2 separate regions of the Homo sapiens genome follow, and region 1 is linked to region 2. The links are chromatin contacts, found by Hi-C in ENCODE. All regions are on one chromosome and are shown on one strand. The core of a region is the stretch at or near the end of the contact, and the rest is flanking DNA. Distances in the headings are between cores, read along the strand shown.

Region 1 (4,975 bases), core at 632-3,131, 200 kb before region 2:
AAAAGAAACAGGCTCTCATAGGGTAAGTAGCTTGCTCAAGTCACCAGCTAATAAAGAGCAGAGCTGGAATACAAACTCAGGTCAAGAAGATTCCAGAGTCCATGCTCTTTCATTTATGCCAAAGACTGCCCAACTATGGCCTGCAGGCCAAATCTGGCCAGCTGTCTGGTTTTGTGCCCCTCAAAAGCCAAGAATGGTTATTATAGTTTTATATAGTTGAGAAAAAATCAGAAGAAGAATAGTATTTCATGATGTGTGAAAATTATAAGAAATTAAAAACTTAAAATGTCAATGTCCATTTGTAAAGTTTTATTGGAACACGGTCATATCCATTTATTTATGTATTAACTACAGCAGCTTTTGCATTACAATGGCAGAGTTTAGTTGCAGCAGAGATTATGTTGGTCTGCAAAGCCCAAAACATTTTCTACCTAGACATTTATAGAAAAAGTTTGCCAACCTCTGATCTAGTCCATGGTTCTTAAGCCAAGTTAAATGTAAGCATTTAATGTTACATTAAACGTTCAGTTGAAGGCTGGGGCCCAGGGATCTGCATATTTAAAAATAAATACCCAGTATCATTTGACATACTTTCTTAAGTAATTATGATTACTATTACTGTCTTCCATTATGATTATGTGTGTATTTCTTCCTCTCCTTTATCCATCTTTGAGGGCTAGGACCATGCTAAAGTATCTTTGAATGAAAAAACAAGCATAGAATTTATGTATTAGTTTATTAGATATATATATCTGAGTATTCATTGTATGTCAGGTCCTCTTCAGTGGTAGAACAGAAGACCTACAGTCTAGGGGAAGACAAGAAAAAGGGCCAGGATAAAGCTACATGATAAGAAGTCCACATTAATTGATTAGAATAATACTTGCTATACATAATGGTAACTCATAAGACCCTTCAACTTTCAAAGAATAAGTTATTTTGGCTGCACGATAGCATTAGATGTATCTTACAGAATTTAAGAGTTTATACATTGGTAGTGCAAAAATAAGGTATAATGTATAGATATCACTGGAATTTGGGGGCCAGATAACCAGTGGTTAACTGTGTTTTGATCAAAATGATGAATTAGTGTGAATTCACAGGACTCATTTGTATGGCTATTTGTCTGGCTACTATATATTATAAAAACCCAACATATAGATGTCATGAGCTGTAGAAGGAACTAGATAAAGAGAGCCCATTTAACTTCAATAGGAAGGTGTCTAGAGATTAATTTTAGCACTTAGTGTCATTATGACATGTAGAATGCTGTGTTGAATAAATCTAATGGATTTTAAAGTATTTTTTAGAACTTTGACTTAATTATGATTTTCCTGGAACTGTGTAAGGCTCCTACTGTCAATATGCTAAGGTAACACTTTAGAATGAGAAAATAAATTTTCAGTTGAAACGTTACTGCCATCCATTAGACATGGAAGAAGCAGCTGTTACCACACTGCCAAACCAGGGTTATTTTTTGAAAAACACTAGTACATGCTGTAAGAGCAGAAAGTAGAAAATTACAATGCCATTTGAAAAAAGAATACCCCAACAACTTAAAAATAAACACTTTTACGTAGATGTATATATTAGTTATCTCTGGCTGTATGACAAATTACCCTCAAGTTTAGCAGTTTAAAACAACAAATATTTATTATCTCATAGTTTCTGTGTGTCTGAAATCTAGGAACAGATTGGATGGGTAATTCTGGCTTAGGATCTCTCACAAGATTACATGGCCAGGGCTGTAGTAATCTCAAGGTTCAACTGGGGCTGGAGAGTCTTCTGACCTCTCTCGCATGGTTGTTGTCAGGGTCCAGTTCCTCATGGGCCGTCAGACTGAGACTCTCAGTTCCTCACTGGCTGTTGGCCAGAGGCCTCTTTCAGTTTCCTGGCACATGAGCCTCTTCATAGGGCAGCTGGCTTCCATCAGAAAGAGCAAGTGGGAGAGCAACAGACAGCCAGGCAGAACTCCCAGTCATTTTTTAACCTAATCTCAGTGGTGACATTCCATCATTTTCATATATTTTATTCATTAGAAGTGGGCCACTAGGTCTAGTTTGCCCTCAAGGGCACAAGAGCATGAACACTAAGAGGAAGTAAACCCCAATTTTTATCATATTTCATTATAAGAGGAAAACAGGCATAACAAATCCAACCATTAGAGAAGCACCCTTCATTGGTAAAATATTTGTTGAGTGCCTACTATGTGCCAGCCATGGAGGATATGATAGTTCAAAACCAGCAAATTTCCCTGCCTTCATGTAGCATACTTTCTGTAGGAAATAAACCATTAGAAAGCATACTATATAGTGTCTGGTACACAAGGCTCTCAAAAGATGTTAGTTATTTTTTTTTTTCAGGGTAGATGGATATCTCCCCTGTCCCAGAAACAGAGCCAAACTCTCCAGTCTGTTGCATCTCTAATCCTATTGTAGACAAATATGATTTGTTTAACCAGAGCAGAAATGGCTTTTCTTTCACTTATGCTTGAAATAGGCGATTCATAATAGTTCACAACACTACACACTTGTAACTGCCTTTCTCCCATTTGTGTTTTTAAAGTGGTCTTTGTCAGAAAAAAATATAAATAAAAACACTAAAGAGTCCCACGGAAGTAGCTGTCCTAGTAGGTTTCCTGCAGCGCCGTGCTGACCACTGTATCCTTTTGCATTACACATGCCAAGTTGACCTAACGTCTTCCAGCTCCGAATTATTTTAATTGCTTTTTTTCTAGATGCATCTTTTCAGTCTCTCAAGGACTCTTTAAAAAATGGCTTCTTGAACTACAAACAAGATTTCAAATGTGTGCCTGGTTCTGCCAGGCAATTCTGCAGTTGCTTTCTCTAATTAATATTCCATATCTCAAAAAAACCGTCTCAAGATTTTAATTGACTTTTGTCACCCCCATCTCATTCAAGTACTGTGCTGGCCATCCTCGTACATTATTAATAAACCATGCGTACTCTGTGTGTTTTTTCCCTGCTGCCTGATGTTTAGTTCTTTCTTGAACTTTGTTTTGAATGACAATTGAAGGATAATTTATTGTGCTGGGCTTCCGACACTAGTACGGTCAGCTATAGTTTGCTGTGCTAATTAGGAAAAAACTGTCAATCAAAGAAGTTATTCACTTTAGAGAGTAGACATAGCTTCATTTGTCTTGTACATAAACTCCTTCATACGGTGTAGAGCTAACTTCCTATACCATTGAGAGAAGTATACTAACAAAGCTGAGTTATAAAATATTTTTATAGAAATATTGATTTAATCCTCTCAGGTTTAAAAATAGGTTTCCAAAATACAGTAAAAGGATAAGAATTTTGATGAATACAGTGATTGTTTATTAAAATGGATTCTTTGAAAGCATTCTTTAAAATACTTAAGTTCTTCCATTCATCATTCTTTGTTGTTAATTTCACAGAGTCTGCCAACTGAAACTTTCTGCCAGCCCCTTTCCAATGTATCAGAAATTTCACATGGGTTGCCACCAAATTAGCATCATTGATGCAGTGTAGTGTTCCTCTGAAGCCTGTTGATCTTCTCTGTGCATTCATCTATTCATGGGACTTCTAGGCATGGAACATCTATTTGTAGTAGTGTTGACCTTTTCCCCTGTTCAAATAACATTTTTGTAGTGCTCTTTTTTTCACCCAGGTTGGAGGGTAGCAGTGTGATCATAGATCATTGCAGTGTCACCCTCCTGGGCTCAAGGAATCCACGTGCCTCAGTCTCCCACATAGCTGGGACTACAGGCTTGCACACCACCTAATTAATTAGCACCCAGCTAATTTTTTTAAAAAACAATATTTTTTAGAGATGGAGTCTCACTATGTTTCCCAGGCAGGTCTCCTTCCTTCAGGCAATCCTCCTGCCTTGGCATCCCAAAGCGCTGAGATTACAGGTGTGAGCCACCGCACCCAGCTTGTAGTGGGCTATTCAAGTTTGTTTCTCCATCTAAAAGAGGAAGCACAGCCAACTTCTACTCAGATCACCTGAGTACTGTACATGGAAACGACTGTGCAGGCAATTGCTTTCACTGATGAATGAAGACACATCACAAAGAATCCATCCCCATGAAGAAGAATTACTGAGGAAAACACACCTAATACATTTAGGATTATTTTTCCCTCAATTATGAGAACATTGGTGTCTAAAGAGTACAGTTACAAGAACAAACATTTTGGGCTTATTATCTTTCAAACTAGATAGTTATAGCTAGAGGAAAGTGGATGGATTTTAGGAAAATTACTTGGGTATTTTGGAGTGTGGCAGGCTGATCTTTTATTCCAAACACCCACTGGGACACCCAATAATGTTATTTTCCTGTGGCCTCTGACATTTTTACTATATTTGTGCTGTTATCCCATGTTTTGTTAGGGATTTCTGACTCCAAATCCACAGCAACTCTAAAATAACTATTAATCCTGTGCCCATCATCTGCCTGTTTCCACTCAGACCTGTTCCCCACTTCCCCCTGCTCTGCTTGGTGGCCAGGAAGCTGGGCCCTGCCAATGGCATTTCCCTGACTCCCTTGCCAAGTGACTTTTGACTGGTTTGGCCATTGAAAGGCACTGGAAGGCAACTGAAGGGAGAGAGGAGAGGAGAAACCGGGTATTTTTTTTTCTCTTTCTTTCTACCTGCGGTGGGAAAAGGGGTAGGAGTCCATTATTGGCTGCCTGTCCTTCATGATTCAAACTCTCAGTGGTACGGTTCCTCCCTCTTTGGTCCAATCTCTCATTGGGCGGCTCTAGCTTCTGGGGTCTGTTAACGACACTCACTCTTTGTCTGCCCTGATCCTACGGTAATAGCCACTTTCTGCTATTAAATTTTTGCTTTGCCTCGCTGTGCCATTTGGCTTTTCTGTTCATCCAACCTTTTGTAACTAGTTCCCTGTATTAAATTTTCTTTGTAAAACTGCCTGACATAAAGACGTCTGCTTCTAGGAAGATGGAATAGACACACTTTACCATATTTT
Region 2 (4,737 bases), core at 1,753-4,252:
AGAGTTTAATTATATGTTGTTTTATGGTGTCTGGCAATGTGATTCCCCTGCCTGACATAGTTTATGAGCTTTTTAAAAATAAAGATCATGTGACTTTGTGTTCTCATTTGCTAAAAAGCATTCATTCTTTGGGTTCTTGTAGATCCTATTGCTGTAGTGAACTTGGACCTGGTGTTGTTATTTTGTAAAAATGTCCTCAAAATCAAATGTCACTGAATATAAAGACAGTTCTAATTAATTAATGCAATGGAAAAGGTAAAAGGAGGGAGCATGTGAGGACTCTGCCAGGTGCTCTGGCCTTTCTGTCAGAGATGAAACCATATTCGTAATGTGAAGTAGGGGTACAAGGACTGCCTCCATTAAAGAGCAAGAGATGAAATGCCCATGTGAGTGCAGCACTGTACATTTAGTTAGACAAATCTCCCTTTAATTTACAGCTTCCTAGAGAGAGTTATATTCTGCTTCTGGTGGCCTGCGGTTTTATTTGGTTACCAATTATGGAAGCTAGTTGTGTTTCAGGAAGCCCTCTGAAAGGTGTGCATAGACAATAAATCCTGTGCCTTGCTAGACGTATTGATGGTTCTGTTGATGAGAGGTTGCACAAAGTCAATAGTTGATTCTACTGCGTGGTGACATTTGCATTTAATAAAAAGTCTTGTTTATTGTAGCTTCTGTATAAACACAACTGGCACCTACTGTGTCACAGTGGAAAATGCTAAGTAGAAAAGAAAATGTATGGCTGAGAAGGAAACGTAAATATGAATGATTATTGTTATTTTTTGTTTGTTTTAAAATAATGTGGACCTCAGGTCACAGAGGTAGATTAATTATAAGTTTGGTTCATGACTCACTGTCATCCATGGTAAATTCTGTTTTATTTTATAATATTTATTTCATAATATAACAGGCATAAACCCAACAAGTAAATATTACCAATAACTTACAAATTTGTGCCCCCTTTTATCCCATCTCTACCTCTTCGTAAGAGGTAACCAACTACTAACCTCATGTTCATCATTCCCTGTCCTTTTTAAGTTTTATATGTACTCCTATCAATAGCCATTTAGTTAAATTTTTAAATTTTCTTCTATGAATGGTGCTGCTATGAATGTTCTTATACACATTTCCTGGTACATATGTGAGAAAGTAAAACATGGCTCTACTGGCAACTAGAACATAAACAATACTCAGAACAAGGCATAAACAAAGCCATTCTGTGACCCTACAAATGACTAAACACCCCTTTCTTCTGACTATCACTGTCTTTCTCAGAGTGACTGCTGCTTCTGGGCAAACTTCAGTTTGTTTCAATTCCCCAAACCCTAGAGGAAGCCACTGATAATTCCCCTTTACTAAGATGCTCCCAAGGTTCCTCTGGGGTACTTTCTCCTTTGCTACAGTAAGGTGAACCACTTAACTTTGACTACCAGGGTGTTCCTGGTGGCCTTTCACTGATGGAGTTTGACATATGTGCTCAAGTTTCTCTTGGGTATTAATATATACTCAGAAGTGAATTTGCAGGATGGTAGATTATATGAAAACGCAAAGCTTATAATCTTTAAAAATCTTGCCAATCCCCATTCAAGTGTGTCTCATCACATCTTACTTTCATCCACCATGAAAAAAATAATCTACTTGACCCATTTCTGCGCACACATTAAATGTGCAAGACAATCTGTATATATATATAGATGTATCCCTTACAACATATGGACAACTCACTTCTTTTCTTTAAAGGAATATATGTTTATTCTCTCTGTTGTCGTATGGTATTTTCAGTAGTTGAATATGCTTAGCAAAATTTATGTTTAGTCTGTGGTTTATTTATCTTTTTAAAAATTCAGGTGAAGAATCATATCCATGAGGTTTTCTTTAATTATAGCTGCCTTTTCATTTTTTGAGTGACCCAAAACAGTGGTTTTCCAAACTTTAGTAGGCATGTAAGAATCATCTCAAGAGTCTGTATTTGCAGGAGAATCTCTAGAGGATTGTAAGGTGGAAAGAGGGTCCTATAATGTGATGCAAATAGATGAATTAGTCACCAGTGTCAAGAGGAAAGCCCCCTTGCAGAGTCATGCTTTGTCTCACCTAAAAGGTGAAGCATTGGCATGATGTTGCTAATTACAGAAAGATGTTAATGAAGTGGATATTAAACTGAACTGGGACACAGTATAGATTATACCATAAGTGAGTGGTATTTGGTGAATGAATGAGTGTAATGCAAGGGAAATTATATAAACTTTACCTCTTAAACTTGGAGGAGGGGTATGGTATTTTCTTGAATCTATTTAAAATTTTAAATGTATACCATGTGTACCATGCTAGGTATACATGGCAAACCAAACAGACAAAATTCCTGTCTCAGGGACTTTGGGTTCTTGGTGGAGAGATAGACCACAAACAAATGATTTCAACATTATTTAGGGACCGTTTCGATAAATGTTATGAAGAGGAAGTTCAGGGTGCTGTGAGAATGGATAACCGGGGCCTCCCTTAGTTTGGCATCTCCCCAAGGTCACCAATGTTTCTGTGAAAAAGTGAGGTTTAAGTAGACTTAAAAAATGGTAGGTATATGAGTTAGGGGTTCCAAGACCATTACCAGGTTCAATGATTTGCTAGGAATACTCACAGGACTCAACATATAGTTGTACTTGCAGCCATGATTTATTACAGCAGGATAAAAAGCAAAATCAGCAAAGGGAAAAAGCGTATGGGGTGAACTTCAGAGGAAACTTGATGCAAGGTTCTGAGAGACCTCTTTGAGTGGAGTCACATAGGACATGCCTAATTCCTTCAGCAATGAGTTGTGACAACACATGTGAAATGTTGTCCAACAGAGAAGCTTGTTAGGGCATCAGCACCCAAGGCTGTTATTGGGGGCTGGTCACGTAGATACTCTCTGGCTAGCACATACCAACATTTTAGACTCCCAGAAGGAAAGCAGGCATTTAGCATTTCATTATTTGAACAAACAGTTCGGGCACAGTGAGCCACTCTTATCAGTTCTGGGAATGATGGCAACCTTCCCAAATCCATGTTCCCAGATGCCAGCCAAGAGTCAACTTTGCAAGCAGGTCTATTTCTCTTATGTCTCTTTTATCATCATAAAGTGAAGTCTGTAGATATTACCTACCTACCTGCAAACTTTTTTAAATTCTAAAAATAGCAACCTCAGGCCTTCTATGGTAACTCTTTTCTGCACAGCATAATCACTGACAAAAGTAGGAATGAAGTAGCATGCTGTCTTAGTCTTGCTTTAAAATATTTCAACGAAGAAGAAAAAAAGGAGAAGATGAATGAAGCAAATGTGGGAAAATCTTGATCATTGTTCAACCTGGGTGGATAGGTACTTGGAGCTTCATTATACTGGTCTCTCATTTTATTTGAAAACTTTTATAATAAAAAGGAAAAAAAAGAAACAAGAAAGAATAGTAGGTGTTGACTAGGCATGGAGAGGGCTAGAGTTTGTTTATTTCTGTTCTATTTGATTCAGTTTAATTAAAAAAATTAATCTACCTCCTTCAGTTTAATTCAATCAATTATTATTTAGCATCTGTTTTTTTAGGGCTGTAGCAAAGTCCTGTGAAAGTTACAAAGGTCAGCACCACATTGAATCTCTGTGTCTGCGGGCTCATCCATGAAATGGGTGTGCTCATAAGTTCCCCTCTCTTATGAGGGGACTTTGAATATCCAAAGAATTGTTGGAAAGTGAAAGAAACCAGCTGCTCCAAGTTTCATTAGCAGCCATGAATGTTATAATAAATGTAGATTGCTGCCTTGGGGAGGCATGAGATTCTCTTACTGGCTTGGAAGAATATTCAATGAGGCAGAACCTTCCTGAAGAGAGCGGAAATGATGGCAGGGATATTGCCTGGGAGTATTGCCTTTGGCAGTGCCTTGGCAGGGGAAGAGGGCCTGTCGGGTCCTCCCTTTGAGGGGGTGAGATGATGTGAACTAGCTTTTATTTAAAAGGGAATAGATAAGCTATTGAATTGGAGCGCATCTGAGGGCTTTATTTGAAAATGCTTTCAAAAGCTGTTTTGACAAGAACAGGGAGGAGGCAGTGGTATCATTAAATAAGCTGGCAACTTTTGTAACCAGCATTTTGGTTTTCCACCTCAAGGGAGAGTCAATAAACTTTGATTCCCAGCATTAATGTAATTATTTTGATTTTTCTGGCTCATTCCAGGGAAGGCTGCAGAGCTGCAATATCAGATGGCCGAAAGCAATGCAGAAATCCCATGTCCCCAAGGACACGCGCTGCCGTTCAGAAGTAGCAGGAGAGGGGGTGGAATAAATCATTTCCTCTGATCTTGTTAGTGTTGAGAATATTTTAGGGGGTAGCAAATGCATTGCAGGTCTAATACCAGAAGGCTACTGCAGGCAGAAGGAAAAAAAATAACAAAATTTCTCTGTTTTTCCTTTAAATATGATTTCCTCTTTATATATTTTTAAAATTGTTTTATGAGGGGTTTTTCCCCCCTTTCTGATTCTGCAGGTTCTTCCTTCTACATTATCATGTTTTCTGTCATCCAGGGATTCTTCCTGATACTGCCCCTGGCAGCTGTAATATACTTAATGTCAATTGTTACTCCAGTAATATGTTCGGTTCATTTAGTGTAAATGGTCCTATCATTCTGGGAGGTTTCCCTGAGCCAAGTGAGAAATGGCTTTCATGAATATCCAGGCTTGCATGGCTAGAGGAATCTGCCACGTGCGAGCCTGGTAATTATTTTT

The links. Hi-C counts contacts between places; a loop is a spot of excess contacts on that map. Pooled maps may share reads with other maps.
Region 1: a loop to region 2 is called in a map with no recorded cell type, with 4 times the contacts of the local background. The contact joins two enhancer-like sites. A Hi-C loop is called at or near these places in 4 of 37 single-sample maps with no recorded cell type and 2 of 50 pooled maps.

The regions. Positions count from the first base shown.
Region 1 is chr3:61,355,502-61,360,476 of GRCh38, reverse strand. All of the region lies in intron 3 of LOC105377114 (a long non-coding RNA gene), which reads left to right. Among named protein-coding and RNA genes, the nearest start is that of FHIT, 110 kb to the right of the region's middle. Within about 2 kb of position 1,881, at least 2 of the 41 ENCODE cell types and tissues checked have a DNase peak (open chromatin) inside an H3K27ac peak, as active enhancers do.
Region 2 is chr3:61,154,141-61,158,877 of GRCh38, reverse strand. The region is part of intron 2 of FHIT (fragile histidine triad diadenosine triphosphatase); the gene reads left to right. Among named protein-coding and RNA genes, the nearest start is that of FHIT, 95 kb to the left of the region's middle. Within about 2 kb of position 3,002, at least 2 of the 41 ENCODE cell types and tissues checked have a DNase peak (open chromatin) inside an H3K27ac peak, as active enhancers do.